Linked DNA regions of Homo sapiens: region 1 is linked to region 2. Evidence: chromatin loops called from intact Hi-C (ENCODE). Cell type or tissue: PC-3. All regions are shown on one strand. Links, peaks and the distances in the headings refer to the core of each region. The heading gives the core; the rest is flanking DNA. Region 1 holds the start of KRTAP20-4 (keratin associated protein 20-4). Region 2 has its middle 13 kb from the start of KRTAP21-2.

The links. Peaks named below come from ENCODE experiments on the same cell type or tissue, not always from the same donor. Only the 100,000 strongest peaks of a DNase experiment are listed, where the experiment ranks them.
Region 1: it touches region 2 in a loop (5-fold over the local background); 1 of 110 quality-filtered maps calls a loop at or near these places.

Annotation. Positions count from the first base shown.
Region 1 is chr21:30,616,088-30,627,404 of GRCh38, forward strand. KRTAP20-4 (keratin associated protein 20-4) reads left to right here and starts at 4,540. Exons shown (of 1, transcript NM_001350977.1): 1 at 4,540-4,763. The coding sequence starts at 4,571. The coding sequence ends at 4,705. KRTAP20-1 (keratin associated protein 20-1) reads left to right here and starts at 338. Exons shown (of 1, transcript NM_181615.2): 1 at 338-612. The coding sequence starts at 368. The coding sequence ends at 538. In PC-3, for the core only: no CTCF peak of the experiment used is centred there; DNase peaks (open chromatin) are centred at 4,194, 5,924 and 6,174; H3K4me3 peaks cover 944 bases; H3K27ac peaks cover 3,490 bases.
Region 2 is chr21:30,728,289-30,739,605 of GRCh38, forward strand. No RefSeq gene overlaps it. Among named protein-coding and RNA genes, the nearest start is that of KRTAP21-2, 13 kb to the right of the region's middle. In PC-3, for the core only: a CTCF peak has its summit at 4,954 (motif pointing left); a DNase peak (open chromatin) is centred at 4,933.

The DNA of each region.
Region 1 (11,317 bases), core at 3,753-8,752, 110 kb before region 2:
CATAGTTTCTGTTATTTCATAGAATCTCATCATGAAATTTTAGTATGTGCTCTCAGGAAAAAAGGATGTTAAAACCAGGTTAAAAAAAATCTGTCATTCAAATCACATTCTTTGATTGTGAAAATCTTGACACAACACTAGAGGAATCCTAGCTATGAAGGCTTCACTATGCCTAATGAAATAAGAGATTTATGAGAGTGTTGCCTTGGCGGTGTTAGCGGTCAACCCAAAATAATTCATAATAAGAGCAACATTGCCTGTGATTTGCCACACCTACTACTGAGGAAGTATAAAAGACCTGTGAAGATGGAGATGTTCAAATTCAAGAACATCCTCTTCTACACCTGAACCATCCATTTCTGACACCATGATTTACTACAGCAACTATTATGGTGGCTATGGGTATGGTGGGCTTGGCTGTGGCTATGGCTGTGGTTATCGTGGCTATGGATGTGGTTATGGTGGCTATGGAGGCTATGGAAATGGCTACTACTGCCCATCTTGCTATGGAAGATATTGGTCATATGGTTTCTACTGAACAATTCTAGAGCTCACCAGATTTGTCTGCTTGTGAAACCTGGATTCTCATGCTGCTCTTGTTCATCTGATCCTGTGTCTTCAAAACAGCAGAAACCTAAACTAGGCTATTATCAAAGAACTACAGATGCTGTCTTTCTCTGGTTCTGTTGTGCAAGATGATAAAGAATAGGTTTTAAAATGCAATTCTTTGATTCTTAAGTCCTTTAAATAAATTTAGTCTGTTTGCAAATATAGTGTGTTTTCATGTTTATTATTTTCATTGTCAACTTTGCATGTGGATGATGGTAAGATGGAAACCTGTGGATAATTACTATCCCAAGGGGTTGACACTACATCTTATTTCATTTTCCTATTTTTTGTCCTTCTGTATATTTCTCACACTATTTAAAACTGAGCTTCTGTAGGGACACAGTTGATTGCTTTCTCTTCAAATAATTTCTACTTGAGCTTGACAAGCTACACACCTAAGGCTGGTGGCTGCATGCTGCTGACTGTCCTTGTTTCTCCAGAGCACATAGAAACACATACACATTTTAAGTTGTGGCTTCCATGAGTTTTCCAAGTTGTCTGCCTTCTGGTAGCTTCATCACTATGAAGCCTCTCAGTTGCCTGATGTTGTTGATATAGATCCTGTATACAGGAAGTGCTGTGCCATGTCTGGGAACCTGGATGTCTTTATAGGAAATCTCTTTATGATAGGCGATTTTGATAATGAAGTTCATTTCATATTTCATTGCATTCATGCAACAGCTCCTAAAGTATTCTAGGCATGCTGCTATATTGGGAGAGAGCATCTTTTCATGAATATTCAAGATTATTTCTGTTGTAATATTACTAAATTTTATCTAGTTGTATACTTTATAAAACTGGTATTTGTGTACTATTAGAATATTCTAATTGGGTTTTACATTTTTTCCAAACGGAAGAGTTTTAGTGAATTTTTACCACATGGTATGAAAATCAAACTTCTCAATTAATCTGTAAAAATAAACTATTGACATTAAGGAAACTATATTAGGGAAATTTAAAAAACAAGTTATACAACTAGATAATGGGATTAAAAGTTTGTATCATGATTTAATGAATACAGCAAACAATATATCTTTTCCAGTAATTAGAATAAAATGAATCTAGAAACAGAACTCCAAATCTATGCATTGCCAGTTCTTAAAATTTTCTAAAATATCAAAACATACCTAAAATAATATATTTACTATTATACATATTGTATATGTGTTATTGCTAATGATTATTAGCAATAACACATGTATAAAATTTATAAATAAATGGTTGAATTGAAATTGGGAATGCAGGTTCAAAATATTTACAGTATGGTTTTCTCATCTCACAAGTTTGAAGATCTCTGCTCTCGACCAAATTTTCTCAAGGTGTGGTCTAGGGACGCATGTGGGAACCAAAGACCCTTTTGAGGTCTCGATAAGGGCAAAATTATTTTCATAATACATTTTTCATTTTTACTGCCATACATTCATGAATGAACGGTGGAATTTTCCAGATATATGCATGTTATCACAACAGACTAAAAGCTAAATCAGATATGAGAAACTGTCTTCCATTAAGCGAGACATTAAAGAGATTGACCAAACATGTAAAACATTCCACTATTCCTAAGAAGTTTTTGCTCTAAAAAAATTATGTTTCTAAAAATATGAAATTATGACTGTTATTTTGAAATTGATTAACTCATATTTTAAAATCATCAATTTTAATTTTAAAAAGATGAATATCAGTAAATATAACACATAAAGAATGGCTTTTCAAGATCCTCAGTAAGTTCTTTTATGATCGAAGAGTTTTAAAATCATTACTCCAAACAAACTAATCCTATCCACCATTATTTCTTGGTGGTACGTTACTTGAGACAGAAGCATGCCTGAAATATTTTGGTTTAAATCCTCAAATATGGGAGTTATTTAATTAGGAAATAACACTATGCTCTTTGACTCTCTGTGTGTTGGTTTTAAAAAGTATGGTTCAAATAATAGATACATATTCCAACAAGAATTTTAAAAGAAAAGTGACAAAGTCTTCAATATCTCAAATATAAGAACTCAAGTGACTAACCCTACTTAAAATTCACTTTCTAGGGGCAATTAATCTGTATAGCATAAACGAGATTCTTTTAAAAGAGAATAATATAGCCCATGGCTTTTCTTTTCTTATATTTGCTGCCATCGTTCCCAGGGATATATTTAATTTTTAAGTGGAAACACTGTCTAAAATTTGGTTCCTAGCAGAATTTTCTCATTCCTTTTTCTATATTGTTGTATTAGATAGGAGTAGAATTTATTGCAAGTGATAGAAATAGTGTACATTTTAAGAATGTATTTCTCTTTCACATAATCAAAGTCTGGATTTAAGTCATCTCTAGCTGGTTTCTAGTCCTCAGTGACCCAGACTCATTCTAAATCATTGCTTCATCATTCATAAGATGTAACCTTCATCTTCATAGTCAAAGATGGTGGCATTTGTGTCCTAGGGAAGAGGACCAAGAAATATACAAAGAAGATGATAGACTCCATGCAACTTGAATCTTAAGGAAGGATCCAGAAAGCCGTCATATTATACCTTAAATTTTATGCATTGTTCAGAACTTCATCACATGACTAGAGTGGGTTTCAAAGAAGCTTGGGAAATTTAGAGGATTTTTTTCCTAAGTTGATCATGCCCAGCATAAAAAAAGAACTATTATATTCAAAGAAGGGGAGAATAGTGAAAACAAAGCAACTATTCATCTTTATTACCACTAGAGTCCATCAAGTTTGGCAAACAATATTGGTAACCAGCATAGTACTATAATGAACATCTCAGGTCAGTTATATCAAAACATCATAATAAAATTCTTTTTAATATATAAGCACCTTTTAAAATGTACATATATATTTATGTATGTCCACTTGCTTGTTACTGCAGATTAGTATGTGATCTTGTTTAGGCAATAAGAGATCCACTGTATGTTTTATTTTTTTTAAATAACAACATCTATTGGTTTTAAGTTTGTCAGAAAAAGCACCAAATTATTAAATGTAAATATTTAAGCTAAAAGTTGGAACAGGAAGTCCTCTAGGTCAAGCTTAGCACTTAGATGTGTGTTTACTTAGATGTATGTACTAAGTACTTATCTTAGTCCTCAGATGTGTGTCCTTACTTGTTTACAACAAATACTCCTTATTCCCCCAGGTGACTGCTATATGGATCCACTACCCTATTTCATATATTTATTTTCCACTGTCTCAAAAACGCTTTCCTGGAGAAGTCCAAAGAGAACATCAAAACAAATGTGAAAATACGGGAACCCGAGAGGTGAGATGTGGGAGATCTCACACCAATACTTCGATTTCTAAATAAATGTTTACAGTGATCTGACATAGAAGCAAAATCATGCTAACAAATAAATAAGACTCTCAAGATAAAAAAAAACATATGTGACTTTATATTAGCATTTTATTGTAAATGTGGTCAGTTCACTGTTAATAATCAATATAAAATATTATTTGGGATGAAAAGTTATTTACCCCAAGGAAAGAAATTGTGTAATTTACAAGATATTTTACTTCAGATAACTTTCCACTTGTATCACTTCCTCACTCAAATAAATATACTTCCAGTTTCTGTTTGCATATTTGACTCACCAGTAGAAATCATTAGAAGTAAAGAAAAAAATCTGGATCAGAGGGCTTGCATATTGTTAACATTTTAAGGAACCTGAGTCTAGACTTTAATAACAAACAAGAGTGAGAAGATCACCAAGACACAGGAAGCATCTTCTAATTAAGGGCATGTAACATTATTATTGAGTTTCAGACAAAATAGTTACATTTTTATAAGGATATCTGTACTTACTGAAATAAATTTCGTCAAGTTTTATTATGCAGCTTTCTCTGAAATATGAAACCAAACGGCCTCATACACTATTGAAGATGTATAAAATTTCATTTGCAGATGGTGACATTCAAACTGAGAAAAATAATTCCCTGATCCACAACTGAAACATCCACTTCTGAACACCATGTCCTACTACAGCCATCTTTCTGGTGGCCTGGGCTGCGGCTTGGCTGTGGCTGTGACTATGGGAAGGACTGTGGCTGTGGCTGAGTATGGCAGGTGCAGACATGGCTGCCACTCATCTTACTCTGCCAGGTAATGACACCATGGATTCCACTGAGGAACACCTAGAGCAGTTCAGTCTACTGCACTCCTCCAGCTTGATTTCCTGATTCTGTTTCTATAATTTTTCACGTGAGTAATTATATTTGCTATACAAACTCTGATAGCTCATCCTGGTGAACTTGAAGAACACAAAGTTCAGACCTGTCATGCTTCTGAATTCATGAAAAGAGCCAAAAATTCGTCAAAAATTATAGGTAAGTTTTATCTTTAATATTGTGCTACCAATAAATTTATTTTATATTTTCAATCAGTATCTTTCATATGAAAAAAATTTAAGTTCTATTTTAATTGATTGTTTTCTCATATTCAGGATGGTTCTACTTTATTCTACATTAATTTGTATAGAACTGTGAGGAACTGCTTTTGGGCGCTGCCTTTCATGCTATTCTGAGATGACACTGTTTCAAAAAAGATAAGCATAAAATCATCAGTCCATTATAATAACATGGGTATAAAAGCTACTTTCAAATGTACCTACAGGCAGCATTATTACCTATACATAAGGAAGCAAAATGTCATTTGACACAATAATAGTCCCATTTCCTGTTAACATATGCTAGGGCTATCTTTCTAAAACCCCACAGCTAGGTTGTCTCATTCAGATCTGTGCCTTCAGGTGGATAGAAATTGTCTTTTCTGCTTTCCACACTTCTTGCTGCTCCTCTCAGTTCTATAGCAAAAGAGGACAACACGTATCTCAGGTCCACCTTTCACTTGCATTGGGATATATTAACCTTGTTCATCCAATTTCTAATTTAAAGAAAACAAAACTGCTTTTTTGAATTATTCTAGCTTTTTTTTTTTTTTGAGACAGAGTTTCACTCTTGTTGCCCAGGCTGGAGTGCAGTTGTGCGATCTTAGCTCACTGTATTCTCCATCTCCTGGGTTCAAGTGATCCTCCTGCCTCAGCCTCCCAAGTAGCTGGAATTACAGGCAAATGCCACCAGGCCCTGCTAATTTTTTGTATTTTTAGTAGAGACTGGGTTTCACCATGTTGGCCAGGCTAATTTCGAACTCCTGACCTCAGGTGATCCACCTACCTTGGCCTCCCAAAGTGCTGGGATTACAGGCGTGAGCCACCGCACCTGGCCTTAATTATTCTAGTTTTCTTCTCCAAGCCAACCTAATAAGGAATAGGAATCTCCAATTCATAAAACGTCAGTGAGGAGCAATGTTTCTCAACATCCTATGTATGATTCACACAATATTCTTAAATATCAATACACGTGATGCAAGCACTCCAGAGAGTTCAAAGAAAAGTATTCATTATTTTTAAAACTTTTAATGGCATGATGTGGGAAATGTATTTTTTCCCATATTTTAAGAAGCCCTATTTTACTACATCAACAACTGATTTAAAATATCCTCCTCCAGTGTTTTATCTGATACAGTGGATTTTTCTCAAAGTCTCTTGCCTAACTGACACATTCTCAAGTGATGAATAATAAAAAAACACATTATTCCACACCCTATCATTGATAAAGGATCACAGCCCTGCAGCTAGAATAGTTGCCGCCTAATAAATATTTTGAATAAATAAATGAATGACAATGAATCATGTTGAAAATTTCATGTCTTTCTAGAATTTCTTATTTTTTATAGCAGAATGTGGAAGTAGGAATGAACTATCACAAAAGTCTTGATATACAAGTAAAGTTATTTTGCCCAGAGTATTGGCTGTCTGTTTGTATGCTCTGTGTGGAGTACTCGGGATAGAGCATAGCTTTTGCATAAGAGGAAATATGGACATTCCCAGTGTCTCACTCGTCTATATTATGACTGTGAATAGACTGAGAAACAAATTATATGCATCGCTCTTTGATCATTCTGTTAAACAGATCAAAACCATTTCTTCAAAATGGAATACAATAACTGCTTAATACATGATGTATATATGCATTACTTCAGCCATATTTAGCTATGCTATCCTTCAAGCAATTCCATGTGAATATCATTGTGTAGCTATGTTTCAGTCAACTAGACACATCACTGTGTCTTCTCTATTCGTTTTTTTCAAATCCACCTCTTTTGCTTCTTACATCTGCTATCCAGCCTGTCAGTGAGAAGTACTTCAAATGCTGTTCATCTTAAAGCCTAATCTGATTGATAGCTTCTTCTTGGAGAGAATCTAAGCTCTTTCACTAGAGAGAGGTGTTCTGTGGGCTGGAAGCAGTGGCTGATGCCTGTAATCCCAGCACTTTGGGAGGCCGAGTCAGGCAGATCACCTGAGGTCAGGAGTTGGAGACCAGCCTGGCCAACATGGTGCAACCCCATCTCTACTAAAAATACAAAAGTTAGCTGGGCGTGGTGGTCCACGCCTGTAATCCCAGGTACTCCGGGAGGCTAAGGCAGGAGAATCACTTGAATCTGGGAGGCGGAGGTTGCAGTGAGCCGAGATCATGTCACTACACTCCAACCTGGGCAAGAGAGTGAGACCGTGTCTGAAAAAAAAGGAAAAAAGAGAGAGGGGTTCGCTCTCTGCATTAGGCACCTGCTTCATCCAGTTGCCTTCTGAACAGAATTCGAAACTCACATATGTAATTATGTGTTCCTCGTGTCCATTTTCAGTTGCTTTATTCAAATACCTCACTCCATGGTGTGTACAACACTGTGCCAGGTTCTCAATACCAGAGGAGGACTCCCACTTCCTGGAGGATAACAAAGCTCATCCCAATGCCAGCATTAGGAATAAAAGTCCAAACACTTTTGCCCACTGCATCTTGGTAACAGAGTTGCCAAGGGAAACACAACAGCATCAAGCACAGGATGGAGCAATGCTTTTACTCACATCAGAAGAGACAAGGTGAGATCAGCTCCAACAGCGTGTGCCCATCCCTCATAGCTAGCGGGTCCCCAGGTTGCCACACAAGGCAATGAGACTATGCACACCCTTCTGGAGCCACAGTAAAAGGACCCCTCCCCATCACCCATGGAGTCTGAGATACTGAAAGCTAGGAGCACGTCTTGCCTGAGAGCCATTGACTTACAATCTTAGGCACACACTGAGCTTCAAACAGGTAATGCATCCCTACACAAGATGATAAACCTGGCACTGATTATATAGGCCTTTTTTTTTTTTTTTTTTTTTTGGACGGAGTCTCTCTCTCTTTCCCAGGCTGGAACGCAGTGGTGCAATCTCGGCTCACTTCAGACTCCACCTCCCAGGTTCAAGGGATTCCCCTGCCTCAGCCTCCTGAGTAGCTGGGATTGCAGGCATCTGCCATCACGCCAAGCTAATTTTTTTTTTTTTTTGTATTTTTGTAGAGACAGGGTTTCACCATGTTGGCCAGGCTGATCTTGAACTTCTGACCTCAGGTGATCCACCTGCCTCGGCCTCCCAAAGTGCGGGATTACAGGCATGAGACACCATGCTCAGCCCTGTAGGCTTTTTGTCTTTTGGCAAGGAAGTGTTCCAGGAACAAGACCCATTTTTATAGCGTTAAGTGGGAATCAAAAGACTGCATGCAAGCGACCAGCTTTCCCAACACACCAGAGCACGAGGACAGCTGTAGACACTAGGAACTGTATTAGGCCATTCTTGCATTGCTGTAAAGAAATATCTAAGACTGCGTTACTTGTAAGAATAGGGGTTTCATCGTCTCATGGTTCTGCAGGCTGCACAAGAAGCACTGTGGCATCTGTTTCTGGGGGTTGCCTCAGGAAGCTTCCAATCATGGCAAAAGGTGAAGAGGGAGCAGGCATATCATGTGTCAAAAGCAGGAGCAAATGCAGAGCAGGGAGGTGCCAGATACTTTCAAATGACCAGCTCTCATGACCACTCACTATCATACTATCACAAAGACAGCACCAGGCCATAAGGAATCTGCCTCCGTGATCCAAACACCTCTCACCAAGGCCCACCTCCAGCAATGGGTATTACAATTCAATATGAGATTTGGGTGGGACCACATAGCCAAACTATATCATTCCATCCCTGGCCTCCCCCAAATCTCATATCCTTCTCACATTGCAAAATATAATTATGTCTTCCCAACAGACCCTCTTAAGTCTTAACTCATTCCAGTATTTGCTCAAAACTCCAAAGTCTCATCTGAGACAAGGCAAATCCCTTGCACCTATGAACCTGTAAAATTGTTTTTTAAAAAGTTATCTGCTTCCAAGATGCAATGGGGGTATAGGCATTGAGTAAACATTCCCATTTCAAAAGGGAGAAATTGGTCAAAATAAATGGGCTACAGGCCTCATGCAAGTATGAAACCCAACAGGGTAGTCATTAAATCTTAAAAATCCAAAATAATCTCCTTTGACTCCATATCCTACATCCAGGGCACACTGGTCCAAGGGGTGGGCTACCAAGGCCTTGGACAACTCCACCCCTGTGGCTTTGCATGGTGCAGTCCTGGTAGCTGCTCTCATAGGTTGTTGCAGAGTTCTTGTAACTTTTCTAGGCATAGAGTACCATCTGGAGAGAGATGGCCTTTTCACAGCTCTACTAGGCAGTGCCCCAGTGGGGACTCTGTGTGAAGCCTCCAATCCCATATTTCCCCTCCACACTGTCCTACTAGAGTTTCTCTGTGGGGGCTCCATGCTGTAGCAGGAATCTGCCTGGACACCCAGGCTTTTTCATACATCCTTTGAAATCTAGGCAGAGGTTACCAAGAATCCACCACTCTTGCACTCTGTGAACCAGCAGGCTTAACACCATTGGAAGCCACCAAGGCTTATGGCTTGCACCATCCAGAGCAGCAGCCTGAGCTATACCTGAGCCCCTTTGAGCCAAGGCTGCAGTCGGAATAGCAGGTATGTGGACAGTGTTGTCCTAAGGCTGCACAGGGGCAGCAGGGCCCCGGGCATGGTCCAGGAAACTGTTCTTTCCTGCTAGGCTTCTGGGCCTGTGATGGGAGGGGCTGCCGTGAAGGTCTCTGAAATATTCTTGAGGCCTTTTCCTCATTGTCTTGGCTATTAGCACTTGGCTCCTTTGTAATTATGCAAATATCTCTAGTAAGTGGTAGCACTACAGCCTGCTTGAATTCCTCTCCAGAAAAACACTTTTCTTTCTTTGGCACATAACCAGGCTGCAACTTTTCCAAACTTTTGTGCTCTGCTTCCTGTTTAAATATAAATTCCAACTTTAAGTCATTTATTTGTTCCTGCATCTGAATTTAGGCTGTTAGGAGCAGCCAAGACCACAGCTTGTATGCCTTGTTGCTTAGAAATTTCTTGCCAGATACCCTAGGTCACTACTCTCAAGTGAAAACTTCCACAGATCCCTAGGTTATGAACAGAATGCAGCCAAGTTCTTTGCTAAGGCATAACACGTGTGACCTTTGCTCCAGTTGCCAATAATTTCCTCATTTCCATCTGAGATCTCATCAGCCTGGCCTTCACTGTCCATATCACTAACAGAATTTTGGTCACAGCCATTTAATGATTCTCTAAGAAGTTCCAAACCTTGCCTTATCTTCGTGTCTTCTTCTGAGCTCTCCAAATTCTTCCAACCCCTACCTCTTATCCAGTTTCAAAGATGCATCCACATTTTCAGATATCTTTATAGCAATGCCCCACTCCTCAGTACCAATTTTCTTGTTAGGGCATTTTTGCGTTGTTATAAATAAATACCTGAGGCTGAGTAATTTACAAGAAAAGAAGCTTAATTGGCTTATGATAAAAGGCCCTGGGCAAATAGTGACATTCAGACTGAGCATCTGGGTTCCCTGATCCTTGACTGAACCTCCCACTCCTAACATCATATGCTACTATAGTAACTACCACGGTGCCCTGGGCTATGGCTGTGGCTGCTATCTCCCATCTTGCTGTGGCAGATATTAGGCTATGGGGCTATGGATTTTTTTTTTTTTCCCAGAGACGGAGCCTTACTCTGTAGCCCAGGCTGGAGTGCAGTGGCACAATCTCGGCTCACTACAACCTCCACCTCCCAGGTCCCAGTTCAAGCAGTTCTCCTGACTTAGCCTCCCGAGTAGCTGGGCCATGCCCAGCTAATTTTTTATATTTTTAGTAGAGACGGGGTTTCACCATGTTGGCCAGGCTAGTCTTGAACTTCTGACCTCGTGATCTGCCTGCCTCGGCCTCCCAAAGTGCTGGCATGAGCCACTGTGCCCAGCCAGGCTATGGATTCTACTAAGAAACTTCTAGAGAAACCCCAGGACTCCTTTCCCTATGTTACCCGACTCCATATTCTGTGTTCTTCTCTTTTTAAAATACTGATTATCTCATCTTAGGCTACTTTGGGAAGAGATAGTAGTTTAAATTCTACATCCATCATTTAAATTGAATATAATCATCTGGAATAACTTACTTTATAAAAGAAATGTTTTCTCTTCATACCGTATTACGATTATTGCTCCACATACATTTTAGTTCAACATCCTTCATGCGAAAAAAAATTTTGTGTCAGTTTTCAAAAAAAATCCTATATTTACAATATTACTTATTTAACATTACTTTGTTAGACCTGTTGCATGCACATGTGTGTGTGACAGAGTATTATTGTGACAAAAATATTGCTTACATGCTGTGAAACTAAAAGTTCAAAGGCTTAAAATTAGTTATTTCTAAATGAAACTTGCTTTTGATGAACCTGCAATTACTGCAGCCTTGCATATCT
Region 2 (11,317 bases), core at 3,059-8,058:
AGAGGGACTCCTCCCTAACTCATTTATGAGGCCAGAATCATCCTGATACCAAAACCTGGCAGAGATACAACAAAAAAAGAAAACTTCAGGCCAATATCCCTCATGAAGATTGATGCAAAAATCCTCAATAAAATACTGGCAAACCAAATCCAGCGACACATCAAAAAGCTTATCCTCCACGATCAAGTCAGCTTCATCCCTCAGATGCAAGGCTGGTTCAACATACGCAAATCAATAAACGTAATCCTTCACATAAACAGAACCAATGACAAAAACCACATGATTATCTCAATAGATACAGAAAAAGCCTTGGATAAAATTCAACACACTTCATGCTAAAAGCACTCAATAAACTAGGTATTGATGGAATGTATCTCAAAATAATAAGAGCTCTTTATGACAAACCAGCAGCCGATATCATACTGAATGGGCAAAAGCTGGAAGCATTCCCTTTGAAAACTGGCAAAAGACAAGAATGCCCTCTCTCACCACTCCTATTCAACATAGTGTTGGAAGTTCTGCCCGGGGCAATCAGGCAAGAGAAAAAAATAAAGAGTATCCAAATAGGAAGAGAAGAAGTCAAATTGTGTCTGTCTGGAGATGACGTGATTGTACATTTGGAAAACTGCATCGTCTCAGCCCAAAAACTCTTTAAAGTGATAAGGAACTTCAGCAAAGTCTCAGGATACAAAAATCAATGTGCAAAAATCACAAGCATTTCTATACACCAATAATAGACAGAGAGCCAAATCATAGTAAACTCCCATTCACAATTGCTACAAAGAGAATAAAATACCTAGGAATACAACTTAAAAGGGATGTGAAGGACCTCTTCAAACAGAACTACAAACCACTGCTCAAGGAAATCAGAGAGGACACAAACAAACGGAAAAACCTTCCAGGCTCATGGATAGGAAGAATCAGTATCGTGAAAATGGCCATACTGCCCAAAGTAATTTATAGATTCAATGCTACCCCCATCAAGCTACCATTGACTTTCTTCACAGAATTAGAAAAAACTACTTTAAATTTCATATGGAACCAAAAAAGAGAGTATATAGCCAGGACAATCCTCAGCAAAAAGAACAAAGATGGAGGCATCACACTACGTGACTTCAAAGTACACCACAAGGCTACAGTAAACAACACAGCATGGTACTGGTACCAAAACAGATACATAGACCAATGGAACAGAACAGAGGCCTCAGAAATGATGCCACACGTTTACAACCATCTGATCTTTGACAAACCTGACAAAAACAAGCAACGGGGAAAGGATTCCCTATTTAATTAATGGTGTTAGGAAAACAGGCTAGCCATATGCAGAAAACTGAAACTGGACCCCTTCCTTACACCTTACACAAAAATTAACTCAAGACGGATTAAAGACTTAAACATAAGACCTAAAACCATAAAAACCCTAGAAAAAAATCTAGGCCATACCATTCAGGACACAGGCATGGGCAAAGACTTCATGACTAAAACATCAAAAGCAATGGCGACAAAAGCCAAAATTGACAAATGGGATCTAATTAAATTAAAGAACTTCTGCATAGCAAAAGAAACTGTCATCAGAGTTAACAGGCATCCTACAGAATGGGAGAAAGTTTTTTCAATCTACCCATCTGACAAAGAGCTAATATCCAGAATATACAAGGAGCTTAAACAAATTTACAAGAAAAAAAAAACATCAAAAAGTGGGTGAAGGATATAAAAAGACACTTTTCAAAAGAAGACATTTATGCTGCCAACAAACATATGAAAAATAGCTCATCATCACTGGTCATTAGAGAAATGCAAATCAAAACCACAGTGAGATACCACCTCATGCCAGTTAGAACGGCAATCATTAAAAAATCAGGAAACAACAGATGCTGGAGAGAATGTGGGGAAATAGGAACGCTTTTACACCGTTGGTGGGAGTGTAAATTAGTTCAACCATTGTGGAAGATAGTGTGGCAATTCCTCAAGGATCTAGAACTAGAAATACCATTTGATCCAGCAATCCCATTACTGGGTATATACCCAAAGGATTATAAATCATTCTACTATAAAGACACATGCGCAAGTATGTGTATTACAGCACTATTCACAATAGCAAAGACTTGAAACCAACTCAAATGCCCATCAATGATAGACTGGATAAAGAAAATGTGTCACATATACACCATGGAATACTATGCAGCCATAAAAAAGAATGAGTTCATGTCCTTTGCAGGAACATGGATGAAGCTGGAAACCATCATTCTCAGCAAACTAACACAGGACAGAAAAACACACCACATGTTCTGACTCACAAGTGGGAGCTGAACAATGAGAACACATGGACGCAGGGAGGGGAACGTCACATACCAGGGCCTGTCGGGGCTTGGGGACTAGGGGAGGAATAGCATTAGGAGAAATACCTATTGTACATGATAGGTTGATGGGTGCAGCTAACAACCATGGCACATGTATACCTATGCAACAAACATTCACGTTCTGCACATGTATCCCAGAAATTAAAGTATAAAAAAAATTAGTTTTAACTAACATCCAAAATGGATTAACAGTTCATCAATTAAAAAAGTCTTTGCAACATGAATGAATACTTTTCATCTTCTTTAAACTAATCATGTGAATTCACAATATGCACTCTCCCAGCAGTTTTAGAATGAGCACTACTTAGTGAAGGGTCTTTTGAAATATAATTGTAACTATATGTAAAATACAACTGTTTTCTATAACATTTTACCTTTTTGCCTATATAATCAAAATGAAAGTATTATTTATGTGCTCAGTTTCACAAGTTTGGAAGCTTTCCTACCTTTTCCTGTGATCTATAGATTACTCAAACTCTTCAGAATTGTCTCTTCCTTGAAGTCTTTGAAGCTATCTGGATAGCTTTTAGGGGTAGGTGTAGAACAATTTCCTCAAGAATTTCATAGATACTAAACTACATATATTTCCTATCTATTTTAGCAACATTCAGCAATTTAGGTCTTCCTGGAGAAAATACATTTTTCTAGATTTTAACATTTTTAACATAAATCAATAGAAAGTATTACCCAATAGCTTTGACTTCTGTGTCAGCTGGCTTTGTCTTCTTATTTATCCCTAATTTGTGTGCTTGCCTGTTTTTTTCCTTCTTTGAAAAACCACTTAGATATTTATCACCAAGGTACAAAAAGCTCTTGGATTTATTATACTTTATACTGCTTTTCAGTTTTCTATTCATTAATTTTAGCTAAAATTATTTTCTCCTGCTTTTTTTGTCTATTTTTTCTTTATATAAATTTTCAAATTCAGTAGCTTTTTGTTCCATTTTTACATTTATATAATAAGAATGTAATAAAGGCGCTTAATTCTATAACTTTCCTGTAAATACAGCTTTGGCAATATACCAGAGGTTTTTATATGCAGTCTCCTTGCTTATTAAATTTTAATTTATTTTCTTCTTTGACTACAAAATTGTTTATTCTCACATTTTTTAACACTATTTTTCTTCTGTTATTTATTTCTAGCTTTCTAATATTGTTCCCAGTGTCTATAACCTACACTAATTCTATCTTTTGGAATATATTGATGTTCAATTAAAAAAAAAAACCTTACAAGTGCTTAAAAGAAGGTGATTTTCTGTAGTGCATGGAGTTTATTACATAGTTTTGAAATCTTTTTAATTTCCCATTCATTTATCTGTGTTCAATGTAATCTTTTAAGGACTAAAGGAGGCAATTAGTTTCACACTAGTACTGATTTTCTGCCAATATCTCTAGATACAACATTTACTTTGGTTTTGACTTTATAGATTTCAATACTATGTCACTTGTTGAGTTACATTTCAGTAAAATATAAGCCTCCTTTGTAATTGTTTAAACATGTTACATTTATTTAAAGTTTCATATTAAATTTGCAAACATTTTTATATTTGTTCCATTTGATAACTAATCTTCACATTTAATTTTTAACTTCTGATTTATTTTTACATGTGAGTCTCATAGAAATTATGTAATAGTATTTGTAGTTTGCTTTTGTATTTACTCAATTTATGTATTTATTTGAAAAGCTAAATTTGTCATGTATATTTGTATCTTACTTCTGTCTCTTAATATAACATTTTGTTTTACATCCTTCCTTTTTGTGTCCTTTATTTTCTCTATTTTGTTTTATAGTCTGGGTTTCTTCTATTTCCGACATCCCCAAATTACCTTTATTTTTATTGTTATATTCACTGAACATTTTCCTAGTTTTCTAATTATTTTTACTCTTAGCACTTAATTTATTTCTTTAGGTTTTAGACATATGTTAATTATCTATACTAAACTGTATGTTTAAATGGTTTTAATACTTAACATTACCCCTTGGAACCAAAACTCTCCTATTTATCAATTATTTGTTCCTATTCAACCTTCAGTTGAGTAGTGTATATCTTCAAGTAGTTTTGGGGTTTTTTTAATTGTTTTACCTTGCTTTGTTTTTCCATTTTCCAAGTTACATTAGTAATCCTTCCTGGAGGTTTGCATATTTGAAAATAATTTAATGTTATCTCAATCTATGAACAATATTGGGGTAAGGTTAAAATTCTTGATGTAGCAACTCTTTTCCTCAAGATATTGTAGTTGATATTCTATTTCCTTCTGATTTCCTAGCTATGGAAGAAAAGGACAGAATTGTTACTGTTCTCTTTAGATGGCTCTCCCTAGTCCCATGTAGGTTTCGGTTTATTCATGAAGTTCAATAATCCTGGTAAGTTATGTTTTGTTGTTTCTGCTTTTCATTTATCTTGATGAACATTGACAACTCTTGTTATCAGTAGATTTAATTTTTTCAATTTAATAAAATTTTCACCTACTGTACCATTTAATGTTTTTGTTTCTTTTTTTTTTCAATTGTTTTCATTGAAGATACCTGTTATGCTTGTTTTGGAGTGCCGTCATCTTCTGGACAACATCTAATTGGATGCTACCACCTTCTGGTCACTTTGTTCACCATGACTATTTGTTGGATTCAATATTATATTTTTCATGTCTATCCTCTATCACTGATACATTTTTATTCATATTATTTTCTTTCTTTCTTCACTTTAAAATCTTTTCTGATATTATTTCTTCCCTCACTTTATTTTCTAATTCTACCAATACCTTTTCTTATCTCAATATAGTGACTTATTTAATTTGGTATTGAGTTGATCTTCTTAATTTTTTTTTGGTATTAAGCAATACATTCTAAATTTTTCTTCTGGTTCCTAGTGTAAATCATTTTCAGAAATATTGTTCTGTGTATGTTTTTAGTAATATATTAATCTTCTTTGTTGTTGCAAAACATTTACAACAGTCCCATGCTGTGGTGTGTTTTTTATTCTTTTTGGGAAAGTTCATTCAAGGTTACTATCTTTCATTAAGTCTTTTTTGTTAATCTGGGAAATACCCGAATCCATTCCATCTCCATATCTGGATTAAAACCTGCAATTTCACCACCATCTTATTCTGAATTTTTTCCTTTTCCTTTCCTTCGGTGCTTTGAAATAGCTCCAACTATGCCAAAGATATTTTAAAAATAAATGACTTACTTCACAAAAATACAGATATCTATATATTTGTGGAAAAGGCTGATTGGCTTAGGTAAAATTGTTACTAATTATGCAATTTGTACTAAATGGAATTTAAAAATCAATGGTAAAACCCAGGAAACTTGTAAAAGACCTTAGATTTAGAAATATTTGCTTGAGGCAATTCGCTAGGCTTCTGAGGGCGAATATTTCAAATCATGTTATTGCTACTGCAGTCTCTCTTCATCACCATACTAAAGGTGTCTATAAGCCATTATTTCTTATCACAAAAGCTGCCAATATAAAAATCAAAGCACAACAAATAGCAAAACACACTGTGTCTCCTGCTGTAAAACCTGCTGTGGATGCAGATGTGTGTCCACTTTGAAGTGTCAAGAACTAACCAGAAATTTTGAAATGTTTGTGAATAGATGCTTAATTTTACCTAAAACCAAATAAGCAATACTGTAGTTGATTCGCTTATAAAAGGTAACCTATTATTGGCTTACAACCAATAAATGATTATGTTATAAAAGGTAATCATTCATTGGATTACAACCAATAAATGTTCTAAGATATACAAAAAGCAGACTTCCTATCACAAAGGAAACTTTATTAGAAATCTCATTCTAAGCTCCTATTCTTAGAATATTATGATCACAACAATGCAGAATCAACAAATACAAGTGGTTTTTTTTCTGAGTGTCTGAGTTTTTATGTCTTCCAAAAATAAGGTATAAATTCTAAAAACTGAAATCTTTTCATTGATTTGCAAGTACTTAACAATAAAATGTTTGAAAGTGACTCTCAAACTTGTATGGAGAGGAAGAGTATTTACATGCAAGGACAAAGAAGGAAACTATATATAAGAAGATGAAGTCAAATATACAGAATGTGTTGGAATTCACAATCTGGGATAAAAATAACTGGCACCTTAGGTCACTAGATAGTCTATAGCCAGAGCAACTAGAACTGTATGGACGTCAAGAGAAGACTCCTACCCCACAGACTCAACAGGAGCCAGAGGCATCACTTTCACCAGCACTGCACAAGCACGCTGGTTGGTTTCCACACCTCTCTGCCAGCAACAACCGTAAAAACTGTTACCTGTCTGATGATAAATAAAATTAAAATAGTATGGATTTTTTTATTTTGAATTTTCCTAACTACGAGTGGATTTGAATATCTTAATATGTTTGGACTATTGTACTTCTCTTACATAGAATGTCTACTTATAATCATCTGCCTATTTTTCTATTGAGTTATATAACTTTCTATATATTAAGACATTAATATTCCTGTATTATCCCCATTCGTCTCTGGGTTTCTGTTCATGATAGAGGTCTCCATTGTGTGTGTGTATATGGACGTGTGTGTGTATAATGTGTGTGCATTTGTGACTGTGTTGTGTGTGGATGTGTATGTGTACTCCCTTGGTTTTTCTTTTTTGCAGAGGGCTTTTTTAATTTTCATTTTGCTTTGTTTGTTTTTTCACTTCACTTTTTATACTTAAACTGTTAATATTTCTGCAATACTTTTTACAGATAGTTTAACTGAAGATCCACTTTTATTGTTTTCTAGATGGACGGTCAGTTGTATTGGCACTATTTCTCAAATAATTTTTTTTCACCATGTTGTACTATGAAGTTTACCTTATGTTATATTCTCAAAAGTACTCAGATGTGTTTCTAAATTCTTGTTTATATTCCTTTTTATTTTTCTATTCTTAAACCAAAACAATATTCTCATTTCTCATGAGAGAAAATTTTCCCTTGAGTCCTGATAATGTATTTTATGCACATTTTGAATAATTTTATTGAATAAAGAATCCAGTAGATGTCTTAATTTACGTATCAATTTAGAAGATTTAAATTTTATGATAGATCTTTCCGGTCAAGATTACATCTGCATTTCCATTTCTTCAGCTTTTTATTTTCTTTCATAAGATATTCTATTATAGTATTGTGCAAATTGAATAAGTCTTTGAAACTTTCTTTCTAGCTTTTCCTGAGCATTGTATAGTTATAGCACATTATCAGAATCATCTCCATTTCTAAATGTAGGTAAGCAGAAAATCTTTTTAAACTTATTTTTCTGGTGTTCATACATCTTACAAATTTTCTGATTAATTTTGCTATATTTGTTTTACTTTAATAGCTTGAGTTTTCTTTGCACACAAAGATATAATCAAAAAGATCATTTCTTTTTTCCAATGTTTTTGCCTATTATTTTATTTTCTTCTCTCTTTGCACTTGATAATGATGTTGGCAGCTGCTAACCCTGTCTGCTTCTTAATAATAACTAAAATTGCTTTATTATTTGGCTGAAGTAGATAAAAACATGCTGCTTTTGCTATTTGGTTAAAATCCTTTATTATATTTAAACAATTTTCTTCTATTGTATTTTATTTCAAATATTTCAAGGTAAGAATTATTTAACTCTATCAAAGACTTTTTCTCACCTAAATATGCAATCTGAGCCAATATTTGAAGCTTACATGTCACTTACAATCTTCAGAATTTTGAAAAAGGATGGCACATATCAATTTTCAGAAAACAGCTATTGTTGTTATGAAGATTTTCACTTTAATCAAGGATATCTGTGTTTTGTTTGCCACATAATATTAATCTTAGAAAAATGTGTGCATTTCTGCAGTAGAAATCTACTCATCTCAAAACATGTCCTCAATGACAAATTTTCATGATAAATTTGTAATAGTGTTGCAATGTCTAATTGCATTGATTTACATCCCAGTCGCATTTTATATCTCTTGATCTTACAGTAAATTTAACATTCTGATTACTGGTACTGCTTCTCCTGTCTTCAGAATATCCCAAGTAGTAATTTTCAGACTTATTTTCAAATCCTTGCTTGTCAGCATTTGCCACAATTAGAATATTGCAAATATTTAAGGAATACTGTTTTGTTTTTTGTTTTTTTCTATTTTGGAGCCCTTCTTTCATTTTAGTTACAATTATTTCCCAATGAAAATTCATTTCCCTTGCCTCATGCCAAGATTGCAAAAATTAGTTTTCCTAAATTGGTTGTTCTACTTTCAGGATTTAATGTCTTTATAGAAAATTTTAATTCAAAACTAAACTTAAATATGTTATGATTTTTCATAGCATTTTTCATTACTATAAAACTTTTTAGGTTCTTTTTAGTCCCATTAAGTATGGTTACTTCCCCTACGAAATATAGTGACTGAAGTGCTATCCCAGCTTCTCACTATGGATCCCAGGCAACTTTCTATAGCTTGTCTGTAATCAAGTTTCTGATAGCCACTAGTCTTTGCATCTTTAAAAACTACATTACATTTCTCACTCTCAGACTAATTTACGATTTTTTTTGGCGGGGGTAGGAACGGAGTTTCGCTTTTGTTGCCCAGGCTGGAGTGCAATGGCGCCATGTTGGCTCACTGCAACCTCCACCTCCCAGGTTCAAGCAATCTTCCACCTCAGCCTCTCAGGCAGCTGGGATTACAGGCACCCGCCACCATGCCTGGCTAATTTTTGTATTTTCAGTAGAGACAGGGTTTCATCATGTTGGTCAGGCTGGTCTCGAACTCCTGATATCAGGTGATCCACCTGCCTTTGCCTCCCAAAGTGCTGGGATTACAGGTGTGAGCCACCACTCCCAGCCTGCAAATGTTTATAAAGTGGAAAATCTTTTGAAATTAGAGAGACCTGTGTCAGAATCCTGGCTCCACCATTTATAAACTGAACAAACATAAGAAACGTTCTTCAACTAATTGAGCATCAACTAAAAATGTGTGTGATAATATGTACCCCAATCATTTGTTCAATTTCTATTAATTGAACGTTAATGAAGAAAACAAATACAAATCCTGAGAAAAATATCTTAATGTTAAACTAACTGCAATGTGATGAAAGCATTTTATACGATAAATTATTGCTGAGACCACTGCATCAATTCACTGGACCTGTAATCATAACATATATTCAATTCCACAATTATGGAAAGTGTGTATCTGCTACTTGAAAACATTTGGTTGGAAAACATTTTATTATTTTAAATGGAAAACAATTCAGATCCTTATTTCAAATTTTGATATCACTGAAAAGATTAGTATCGTAGGAAAAGAGATCATGTTGGAGAGTATGACTATTTTGCTTATATTCATAATTTTAGATGTTACATCTGGAGATTTAAGAAAATATAAACGTTAATTATAGAACATCTATCACTAATTACAGGGAATATGTCTTAGAGAGCCCTGTGCATAAATGTATTAATTAGTCTCTTAAAACCCTGATTACTGCTTTCCCTTTGCAGCCTCCCATAGAGCAAAGAAATTCATTATAATGAAGAGATCTTACAAAAATTCACATTATGCAAATTGCCTTTGGAAATACTATGAAATGTGAACCTCCCAAAAACTTTGAGAAGATATTTTATCCCATGTTATATGTAAGAAAACTGAGTTTTAGGGAGCAATTGTGTTACTAAACCAAAGTAAGAAAAGAAATAAGTAGCAAAGAAATATGCCATTGAGGACATAATCCTGGCAAATGATCATCACCTCAACTGTCCTTGAAGAGTTACCAGAATGAGATGACTGTTTCCCAGGGCAACTGAACTATTACCATATTATATCTCCTAATCTCTCTGCATCCTAGTGTGAGTAGGTTGCTATATCCCTTCAAGAACTGAAACAGACCATATTCATTATAGCATTAATCCATGAACACATTTATGAGTTCCTCTGCAATGGCTTTACTAATCTTGTTCCTCTTTTCCCTGCTTTGAGTTGCATTTTCTGTACAGATCCCAGAAATCCAGAAATACTGACTCTAACAGTAGGTAGATGCTTCAAAGCTCACTTTGAACGTGATATACTCCTTCCTAACTCTGCAATAGAATCGAGCATAATTTTTTCTTTTTGGGTCACATTATTCTTATTCATGTTGCCCTGACCCAACCTTCAATTATTTTTATTATAGAATCACTAAATTACAAAGTAGAAGTGAATAATGTGAATGAATTAATTAAGCCCAAGTTTTGAATGCACATATTTACTCAGACTTTTCTAACTGAAGATGCAAATTCTTCAACAACTTCAGGATAGAAATGTTTACAAGACAGCCTATTCCAATTTCACACTATTCTAGCCTTTAAGAACAAGTTTCTTTGTTTTTTGCTTTTTTTTTTTTTTTTTTTTTTTGAGACAGGATCTCACTCTGTTGCCCAGGCTGGCGTGCAGTCGTGCGATCATGGCTCACTGCAACCTCAACCTCCCAAGCTCAAGTGACCCACCCACCTCAGCCTCCTGAATAGCTGGGACTACAGGTGTGCACCATCATGCCTGGCTAATCCTTGCATTTTTTTCATAAACATGATATTTTGCAGAAAAAACAATTTATCTTGTAAAATTTATTTGTCTTTAAATTCTACCCATTGAATCTTGTGGTCTTCAGTGGAAACACAAAGCAGAATAAACCTAATTTTCTGTCTCACACATACACACAAGAAGTCTTTGAAAAATGCCAAACAACTTAAACATAAAACAAGCATGAAACAGAGTACAGAGATAAACTCATTTACAAGCAATAACGGAGAATAGAGGTGGCAACACCAACCAATGACAAAGGGTTTAGTAGGTGGTGTTAAAGAAGCTGGCTTAATTCAGTGAAAAGGGAAACTGGAGCACCGCATATAAAGGTAGGCTCCAGCTGGACTAATGATCTGAGTGTGAAGTGTAAAACTTTAAAAATAATAAAAGAAAATGTAGCATATCTTTGACATAAAAATAAGGTAGATCTTCTCAAA